Regions from separate parts of the Homo sapiens genome. Here region 2 is linked to region 1. Evidence: read pairs that join two places in POLR2A ChIA-PET (ENCODE). Cell type or tissue: OCI-LY7. All regions are shown on one strand. Region 1 overlaps LOC105378458 (a long non-coding RNA gene). Region 2 overlaps FBXW4 (F-box and WD repeat domain containing 4).

Region 1 (5,000 bases):
TTCCTGTCTTATCCCCCTACAATCCATTCTGCACTCAGAAGCCAGAATTTTCAAGACGCAAATCTGATTGTGTTACTCCCACCATACCTACACTTGAATTCAAACTCATTTTCAGGCCAGCACAAGCCTCTGCATGCTCTGCCTGTGGAACTCCACTCCTTCCCGCCCTCCCTCTTGCCTGCTGCTCCCTGGACACACTTCCTCCAGCTTCTCTAACAAGCCCAGGGAGCCTCAGAGCCTTTGCACTTGCTGTTCTTGCCACTTGGAATGTCTTTCCTCCAAATCACTGGCTGGCCGACTGCGTGATGTGGGTCTCTCCGCTCTCACTGTCTGCCTTTTTTTGAGGGGCGGGGGGATGGAATCTTGCTTTGTCGCCCAGGTTGGAGTGCAGTGACATGATCTTGGCTCACTGCAACCTCCGCCTCCCGGGTTCAAGCGTTTCTCGTGCCTCAGCCTCCTGAGTAGCTAGGACTACAGGCAGGCGCCACCCCACCCGGCTAATTTTTTTTTGTACTTTTATTAGAGACAGAAGTTCACCATGTTGGTCAGGCTGGTCTCAAATTCCAGACTTCAAATGATCTGCCCGCCTCAGCCTCCCAAAGTGCTGGGACTACAGGCAGGCGCCACCATACCCGGCTAATTTTTTGGGTTTTTTTTGTACTTTTATTAGAGACAGAATCTCACCATGTTGGTCAGGCTGGTCTCGAATTCCAGATCGCAAATGATCCGCCCGCCTCAGCCTCCCAAAGTGCTGGGACTACAGGCAGGTGCCACCACGTTTGGCTAATTTTTTTTTTTTTTGTATTTTTAGTAGAGATGAGGTTTCACCATATTGGCCAGGCTGGTCTCAAACTCCTGACCTCAGGTGATCCACCTGCCTCGGCCTCCCAAAGTGCTGGGATTACAGGCGTGAGCCACTGTGCCCGGCCTGTGCTTTATTTTCTACGTTACACTTATCACTGTCTGATCTTATCCTGTTTTTTTATTTACTTGCTTTTGGTCTACTCTACCCTTACCTCCCAGGAGAGCAGGAACTTTGTTTGAATCGCTCATTGATGAAAGCCCAGTGCCTATAATGGTGCCCAGCACATGGTGGGTGTTCAGCAAGCATTTGTGCAAGCAATCCACATAGAGCAGGTTCTGAGGCAGCTGCGGAGAAGGCAGGCTGGGAGTCCTCTGTATCCAGGCCATGGGTCAGGCGTTAGGAAATGTCTGAAGGGCAGGGAGACCTGAGGATGGTCCTGGGATGGGTGACTTCTCTTCGCCCATCCGACATGCACTGCTTACTGAAAAAGGTCCAAGGCTGTCTGGCACAGGCCCCCCATCATTTTCTCAAGCTGCAACAAATGTCTCCAAAACCTGGACAGGCAGACATCTAGGCAGGGCCTATTGGTCTGGACATCTCAGAACCTCCCCAAATTCTGCTTTCTTCATCGCCATCAGGTTTCCGTAGCAACCAGAGGACTTCACAGGAGAGAGTGAAGGGGAATTAAGAGCCAGAGAGAGCAGAGGAGAGAGGAGGAGTAAGTGGTAGCAAGACAGATGGGGAGCTGGCAGGAACTCCAGGGGGATCCCCAAGTCCCATGTTGCCGTGGAGGGTTGTGCCAATAGGTCCCTTTGGTTGCCCCCTTCCCCATCTGGATCTCTTGCTGACCCTCAAGAAGTAACTGTCCATCTGGGCAGGCCCCAGAGCTGACCCCTCATGCAAAACCCACCCCCTCCCTGCTGGCAGGCCCTGAGCGAGGCTCCGGCTCCCTCTGCGGTCTAGCTCCCTCCCTAGCCCCTCTCTTGGCAATAGTGGAACTGGCTGCAGCCCCTGGGTGGGTTTGGGGAGCGTTTCCTGCCATTCCTTCCCTGGCCGTGTATGGAGCAGTGGGTACTGGGGGAGGACAGTCAGCATTCTGCCCTGCTGACCAAGGTCCCCACCATTGGCATTTGGAGATATGGCCAGGTCCCCCAGTCATGAAGACTCAGATGGGCTGTAGGTAAGGGCCTGGCTGGAGGTGCTCAGAACAAGGGCCCAGGCCTGGGCATGGCATTCAGGGAGCACAGAGAAGCCTGAATAGAGCTCTGGCCAGTGTGCTGCCTCGCATTCCCTTGACCCCATAGGTCCGGAAGATGCCTGGCTTGGGACCCGAGAGTGGCAGAATAGCAAAGCCTGCAGCAGCCACAGCACTGTGGTCCTGAGACCCAGGCCAACTTCCTAGAGGACTGGTCGGTGACTTCAGAGGGTAGGGGTGGCCTGGGCCAACACCCAATTCCAGCTGTCCCTCTGCCCCCATACATGCAGCCCCCCGAAAACCCAGATTCCAAAACCACCTTCTTGGACTCTTCCCTGTTTCTAGCTTCTGACATTCAATCATCTCAATATGACAAATATCACCAAGTCCTGCAGAATATTTCTTCACAAAGAACTGCCCCCTGTCCCATCATAAAGACACCTGGGCCACCCCATGCTCTTCCAACCCATCTCCCTGCCCAGTCTCTCCCTGGGCTTTTTCTATACCCTCCCCCTCCCGCCCTCTGCAAGGAGCCCTTGGTAATGAAGAGCAAACTCATAAAACATTCATCCTGGGTAATACACCATGTAGGAGCTGCCTGATCTCAGTTCTGATAGAACAGGCCAGGTCAGCAGGACGCTGGGGCTTAGGCTTCTGAGGGTTTGGGCTGACTTCTCTACCTTGGGCTCAAGTTCCAGCCACTTCCCTTAAGGCAGGTCTTATCTTCCCTGGGGTGCTGGGGGTGGGGGCTCCTGAGCTGAGTGGCAGAGGGGGTTCCTGAGAAGGGATGAGAGCAGCCCAGGGAGGGAGGGTGGCTGCTAGGGGTGTCCTTAAATGAGGTGTGATGGGTAGATGGGGCTCTGGGAAAAAGAGCTTGACGACAAGGTGAGCCGAGTGACCAAATGGCTAAAGCCACAGCTTTGTGCTGAGTGTGGGGGGCGGTCAGAGCCTAAGCAGGTGGTGTTTAAAGTTGCTATTTTGGCCTGGGCAACCCTGGTATGAGTGTGTACGAGTGTGTGAGGGATGAGAGAGTCTGGTATCGGTGGCAGGCCCTGTGCAAGAACCCGGCCCCAGGAAGCAGGCCCCCATCTGGGCACTTTCATCAGACCAGCGGGGTAGGTAGACAGAGGGAATGGAAAGCAAAGGGGATTTTCCTTGTTTTCACTCCCCCCCACCCCTGGCATTTGCTCTGACACTGCTGTGGCATCCTCCAGGCCTCAGCAGAGTCAGAGAAGGAAGTCAGAGGAATGGCCACAGGGACAGCCAGAAATCAGAAGTGGCTTGGTGTGAGGGTGAGGGGCAAGGGCTTTGGAGTCCAGCAGCCCTGAGCTTGAACCCTGGCTCTGTCACTGCCTGGTCATTTAATCGGGGCAAGTCAGCTCACCTCTCCCAGCCCCCACTTCCTCACCTGCACAACAGGGAATCACTCCACCATAGGAGTTGCCAGGACTGAGTTAAAATGAGTGTGTCGAGTGTCCAGCGGGTACCTTAACAATGCTTCCTAACAGTGATGGTGGCTACTGCCGGGAAGGAATCTGGGAGACGGGGTGGGCCACCTGAGCCAAGTCCCTGGGAGCCCAGGTTTGCACAGTGGCATCATCAGAGAGCCACCGAGGAGCAGAGTCTGTAAGGAGGCTGCTTCCCTGGGGAAACAGCTCTGGCAGCCGAGGGCCTAAGGCAGCCAGGAGGCTGGGAAAGAGGCTGGGCAAGGTCCCTCATGCACACCGAGACTGGCTGGCCTCTCCCCATCCCTTCCACTCATCCAAGCAGGTGTGGCTGCCAAAGGCCCCGGCCCCTGAAGGCCTGGGAGAACTGAGATGGACGGATGATGTGGTGGCTGCAAGGGGATGGTTTCCCTGCTTATCCCGGGGGCCAGTGTGCACGTTCTTGCCTCTCTGTCCCTCAGGCCTGGCTTTGCCTCCCACCCCTCTCACTCCAAATAAGCCCAGGCAAATTGGCGAAAAGTCAAGCCTGAGTTGCTGGAGTTGGGAAAAACAGAACAAGAGAGAAGCACTGAGAACACAGCTGACATTCAAGGCTCTGACCTTTCCTCTAGCCAAATGCGAAGGCTTTCCTTTCCCTAGTGCCTTGCGTTGATTCACGAAGGGTTTACTGAGCACTTCCTACATGCCAGGCAGTAGAGTGTTGGGAAGCAATGGTGCACAGGTTGGATAGATCCCTGACTCCTAAGGCCTCCCATGTAGCAGATGGCCATGGTTAGACAGGCCTTCCTGATGAGGAGTGGGGAAGGCTGAGACAGGAAGAGCAGGGTTTGTGTGAAGACGCTGGGGTTTAGGGGATGGGGGCAGGAATGCTGAGTGTGCTGGCCATGGCTGGTTTTTAGGCAGCTGAAAACTGGTGGAAGACAGGACCCTGGGCTGGTTCTGCTGGAGTTCAGCTCCACTTGGCTCAGTCCCAGTTGAATTCCATGCACACTGAGTATTGAATTACTGGAGAGAGCAGGGTGGATGTGGCAAGGTCCCTGCCTTCAGGCTGGCCCATGTATTGGGCTTCCCAGAGTAGTGAACCTGAGTCTACTACACAACATGGCGCAGGTAACACGTGGGTTAGCACCAGGCACTGTGCTTGCGTGGCTCACAAGCGCCTTCACAGAGAAGACAGACGAGAATGGAATTGCTGTAGGATCCTCCGGGAAACTTGTCTTTTCTGAACCTTAATTTCCTCATCTGGAAAGTAAAAGGTTTGAATTAGATTATTTGCTTAAAAATTTTTTTTAGCAACAGAAACTTTTTTCCTGAGCAAAACCTGTATGGAAGCCTGTTTTATAAAATAGACTTAAACAATATTTGCTTTGGATGCCTCAGGGATTGGGGTCCCTTCAGCTTCTTGTGCCTGGTATCTCAACTGCAGCAGGTGGTAAAGGAGATGAAGGGTCTGAACCCTTCAGAACTCTCTTGGGCATCCAGGAGAGGATGATAGCCAGGACCTACCAGAGAAGAGATGGGTGGGCTCCAGGCCGGCTGCCCAGGGTCAGCCCCT
Region 2 (5,000 bases), 80 kb after region 1:
TTGACAGCTGGGGGTCTTTCAAGGGAGCTGTGGGTCAGTTCAGTCAGCTCCATGCCCTCTTTGTGCATGGTCTTGTCCTCATGCTGGCATGTTTCCTACAGTTTCCCTTCACTCTGAATTTTGGGGCTATTCTCTGTTCCTTGGCCAAAAGGATAAGCAATTTAACATGATATAAAGATTTTTTATTAATTTTGTTTGAACCTTAATTATAAACCTCTGCTACTGAAGCTATTGGAAGATTCAGGCTAATGCAAGTATAAATGAAAAGTTAGAAGGTTCTTATCTTTGGCTGCTTAAATACTTTACACTAAAGCCAAGTTCTTAGCATTGATAGAAGAACTGGTGAGAACAGGCAATCTGGGGAAAAATCTGGAGAGAAAGAAGATAAGAGAAATCAAGAGATAGTGTTAATATAAAATTCCAAGCCCCAAGGCCTGGTGCTGTGGCTCACACCAGCACTTTGGGAGGCCGAGGCAGGTGGATCATTTGAGGTCAGAAGTTCAAGACCAGCCTGGCCAACATGGTGAAACCCCATCTCTATTAAACATACAAAAATTAGCTGGGTAGGCCAGGCGCAGTGGCTCACGCCTGTAATCCCAGCACTTTGGGAGGCTAAGGCGGGTGGATCACAAGGTCAGGAGATCGAGACTATCCTGGCTAACATGGTGAAACTCTGTCTCTACTAAAATTACAAAAATAAAGTAGCCGGGCATGGTGGCGGGCGCCTGTAGTCCCAGCTCCTTGGGAGGCTGAGGCAGGAGAATGGCGTGAACCTGGGAGGCGGAGGTTGCAGTGAGCCGAGATTGTGCCATTGCACTCCAGCCTGGGCAACAGAGCAAGACTCCATCTAAAATAAAAAATTAGCTGGGTAGGAGTGGCATGTGCCTGTAATCCCAGCTACTTGGGAGGCTGAGGCAGGAGAATCACTTGAGTCTGGGAGGTGGAGGTTGCGTTGAGCCCAGATTGTGCTACTGCACTCCAGCCTGGGTGACACAGTGAGACCCTGTCTCAAAAAAATTAATTAATTAAAATAAAATAAAATTCCAAGCCCCAAGCATTTTGTGTAACCCTGTTTTCCCCTCCTTGGCCTGGTGCCCCTTGACATGGCCTTGTTGTACACTTGGAGACACTTTCCTTTCCTGAGTTTCCTTCCAAATCAGCAGGATGTTATGCTTATGGAAATCATGCCATCCGTGCAGTTGGTCAGCATTGGTGGCTTCCAGGGGAATCAAGCTGTGAGATGGGACAGAGAGGGAAATTGATCTGTGTTCCAGGAGTTTTCTGATCTCAGAGATTATGTTGTTTAAGACCTCTTCGATATACCTACACTTCCCCTTCCTTCCCCCCAGCCAGTTTTCTTCAGACTAGGTTTATTTATTTGCTTTTGGTTTTGGGGTGTGAGCAAGGAGAGGGGAAATGAAAGGTCATTCTAGATAACTGCCTAGATTAATTTCTGTCCCTCTGGACTCACTTGCCAAGATTTGAAGGGGCCAGATAGCTTACTGTGGGTGCATGTTGTGTTGTTTTTGTTTAAAATAGGTCATATGCCCAGGAATGCAAACTCTAATGGTTACTAAGTGCCGGAAAGCTGAGAGAGAAGGGGCCTAGTGGAAAAATGAGCCTGAGGCAAGAGAAGGAGGGCTGGGAAAATGGCAGTTCAGCCAGGCCCACGGGGCCAGGTCCTCTGTGCATTAACATCCACGGAGAGATTTATTTACAGGGCACTAATCATTTTTTTGAGAGGAGCACCCTCACTTTACATTAGTAACCATATGGAGAAATGGCTGGCCAGAGGCCTCTTCAAGGATGGGAGCAAGGGTCCCTGGTGAATTCCAAGGGGTACCTGCTCCTGTCTTCTCAGGTACTTTTCTTCTGCTGCCTTGTTCTCCTGACCCCCTTTGACTGGCAGTGACACGTTCCCACAGGGATGGAGGGATACCTGTTTTCAGAGAAAGGAGATATATTAAAAATTTCTTTGGATTTTTCAGGTGCTGAAGCCAATAAAAATATAGATATGATTTGGCCAACAGCTAGGGAAACTGTAACCATCCAAGATGGTTAGACAAAAGATATGAAAAAGCTGAGTTGTTAAATTGTTTTTAACAAAGTAGAGCTTTTTCAAGTCAAAGCCAAATTGAACTTTTTTTTTTTTTCAAAGTCTAAATTTGAAGGACTACAGCCAAGTGTTTTGATTATGATATTCTTCTTGGGAGAGGATGCCTGCACCTGCTGTTTGGTAGCAGCTTCTAAAGTTCAACTTTGAAAGTTTCTTGGTGCTATGATCAAACCCTCAGGGGAGTATTTTGACCCCTAGTAAAGTGTCACATGGCAGTTAAGTGACCAGGGAGGTGAGAGAAGTGCTGTCTTTATTCCAATTCAGGAAATATATCCATTCTTTTACTTTCGTTTTCTTCCTGCTATGATCCAGAGTACTCCCTTTTTAGTTTCATCACCACTCATTAATTTTAGACCTAATTCAAGAGAAGAGATATAACTGTAAACAGTTTCTTCCTTTATATCTGGGAGGGATTTGCAGATACGAGGAGCAGACAGGGAAGTCTATTTTTTTTTTCATTTAGATTTCAGTTCCTTTGGCCCATCCTGTTAAGTATCTTTTACTGTCCTCAGCAGTAGTCTGGTAGTGTAGGTGGCTCTATAGTGATTTAAAACCAGGGACTACATTCACCCAACAGAATAATTCAGTAAAAGATTTTAGCCTTAACATGTGTATAGCCAAGTCCTAATTGTTCAGCCTGAAAAATAACAAATGTTTGATATTGGAGGAACAATTTCTAATAGTTATAACTAAACTAATTAGAAGAAAAACGAATGATTATTAGAGTCACATTAGTGACAACACCATTAATGGATATTATCTACTACCTATACTTATGTAAAGATAATTAACTTTTTTTGTAGTGATTTATAACATGTATTGTACTTCGTTTTAGGTGTCATTTTAAAAAACAATTGTGTGAAATATTATCCTTATTTTATAGGTGAAGAAATGGATAATTGGAGAAGTTAGTTACCTGGGTTGTATAATTAGTAAGCGGTAGAATTGGGATATAGATCCCAGTTTCCTAAGTCTGCCTTCTGTGCTTTTTCAGTTTTATTTAATCTGCTCTTTAGTTAAAGGTAAATAGGAAGACATAACTGTCAACAATTATGTGATATATTTTCAACAATTGATCACTTAATAAAGCACCATCTATTAACATCTTTAGACCTGTTATTATTATTATTATTATTATTATTATTATTATTATTATTTTGAGACGGAGTCTCGCTCTGTCGCCCAGGCTGGAGTGCAGTGGCGCGATCTCAGCTCACTGCAAGCGCTGCCTCCCGGGTTCATGCCATTCTCCTACCTCAGCCTTCCGAGTAGCTGGGACTACAGGCGCCCGCCACCACGCCTGGCTAATTTTTTGTATTTTTAGTAGAGACGGGGTTTCACTGCGTTAGCCAGGATGGTCTCTGTCTCCTGACCTCGTGATCCGCCTGCCTCGGCCTCCCAAAGTGCTGGGATTACAGGCGTGAGCCACCGCGCCCAGCCTAGACCTGTTAGTATTATTATTATTATTATTATTATTTTTTTTTTTTGAGACGGAGTTTCGCTCTTGTCGCCCAGGCTGGAGTGCAATGGTGTAATCTCGGCTCACTGCAACCTCCACCTGTCAGGTTCAAGCAATTCTCTTGCCTTAGCCTCCCGAGTAGCTGGGATTGCAGACGCCCACTACAACGCCTGGCTAATTTTTGTATTTTTAGTAGAGACAGGGTTTCACCATGTTGGCCAGGCTGGTCTCAAACTCCTGACCTCAGGTGGTCCACCCTCCTTGGCCTCCCAAAGTGCTGGGATCACAGTTGTGAGCCACCAAGCCCAGCCTAGACCTGTTATTTATGGAGACATAATTTTATGTAGTGTCTCCCCACCTCTACCTTTATAAATTTAACTTAGTTTTAAAAATACCATTACTTGCTATAGTTGTTGCCAAAATGTTTTGCAATCCTCACATTTGTCATTTCTAGTGGCAGTATATTCCATTGCATTAGTATACTATTCTCCTCCACAGACAGACCTTCGGGCTATTTCCAGATTTTAGCTCTAATATATAGCTGCAGCTATAAATATCTTTGTAAAAATTTTTTCTTTTGAATTATTTCTTCATGATACAGTGCTCAAAGTAGAAATGCTAGATCATAAGCTGTCATTTAATGACTTTTGTCTTAACAGAATTCCTTTCTGAAAGACTGTACCTGCTGAATGTGCTATAAGCAACATGTAACCAAATCCACACTCTTATATCAAATTAAAGCTAGTGTCAGTTTTTTCTACTTAATAGATGTGAGGTGTACTTTAAAAATTGTTTTAATGTACATGCCTGTAAACTATTCTTGGGGGATGTTTCCTCCAATGTTTTATATTGTGAACACTGTGACTGTCCTTATCCTCTGTTGGACATGGATGATATGGTATTGGAGACAGGGTGTTATCTTGATAGATTTTTATCAGCTCCCTAAAAGTTTTAGAGAGAAAACTTATATCTACAGTGTTAGTTAAAATTTTTCCCCTACTCTGTTGCTTTTAATCTTTTTTCCCTTCCTGTAGCATTTCAAATTTAATAGCATTAAACTCAAATACTTTATAATTGATACATTTCTATTGCTTCAATAGAATAATTTCTATTATCCCCATTTCAATTGGGAAATTATCTCTGCTCTTCATTGAAATATGTATATATTTTGTTTTCTTCTAGTTAAACTTTTAAATTCACCCTCATATTTTTGGAATTTATTATATTGTGGTATGAGATGGCAATCTAAATCAGTTTTTTTCTCTATTGATATTCAACAAGTTTTATCAACAGCATTTATTATTACTATTTTAATCAGTATTTGAATATTACTCAGCCATAAAAAGGAATGAAATAATGACTTTTGTGCAACTTGGATGGAATTGGAGGCCATTATCCTAAATGAAGTAATGCAGGAGTGAAAAC

What was found. ChIA-PET counts read pairs that join two places held together with the same protein. Peaks named below come from ENCODE experiments on the same cell type or tissue, not always from the same donor. Only the 100,000 strongest peaks of a DNase experiment are listed, where the experiment ranks them.
Region 2: POLR2A ChIA-PET joins it to region 1 with 42 read pairs; 5 of 35 experiments call an interaction of 5 or more read pairs at or near these places.

Annotation. Positions count from the first base shown.
Region 1 is chr10:101,760,098-101,765,097 of GRCh38, reverse strand. The region is part of intron 2 of LOC105378458 (a long non-coding RNA gene); the gene reads left to right. Among named protein-coding and RNA genes, the nearest start is that of FGF8, 14 kb to the left of the region's middle. In OCI-LY7, no CTCF peak of the experiment used is centred here; no DNase peak of the experiment used is centred here.
Region 2 is chr10:101,679,992-101,684,991 of GRCh38, reverse strand. The region is part of intron 1 of FBXW4 (F-box and WD repeat domain containing 4); the gene reads left to right. Among named protein-coding and RNA genes, the nearest start is that of FBXW4, 13 kb to the left of the region's middle. In OCI-LY7, no CTCF peak of the experiment used is centred here; a DNase peak (open chromatin) is centred at 2,271.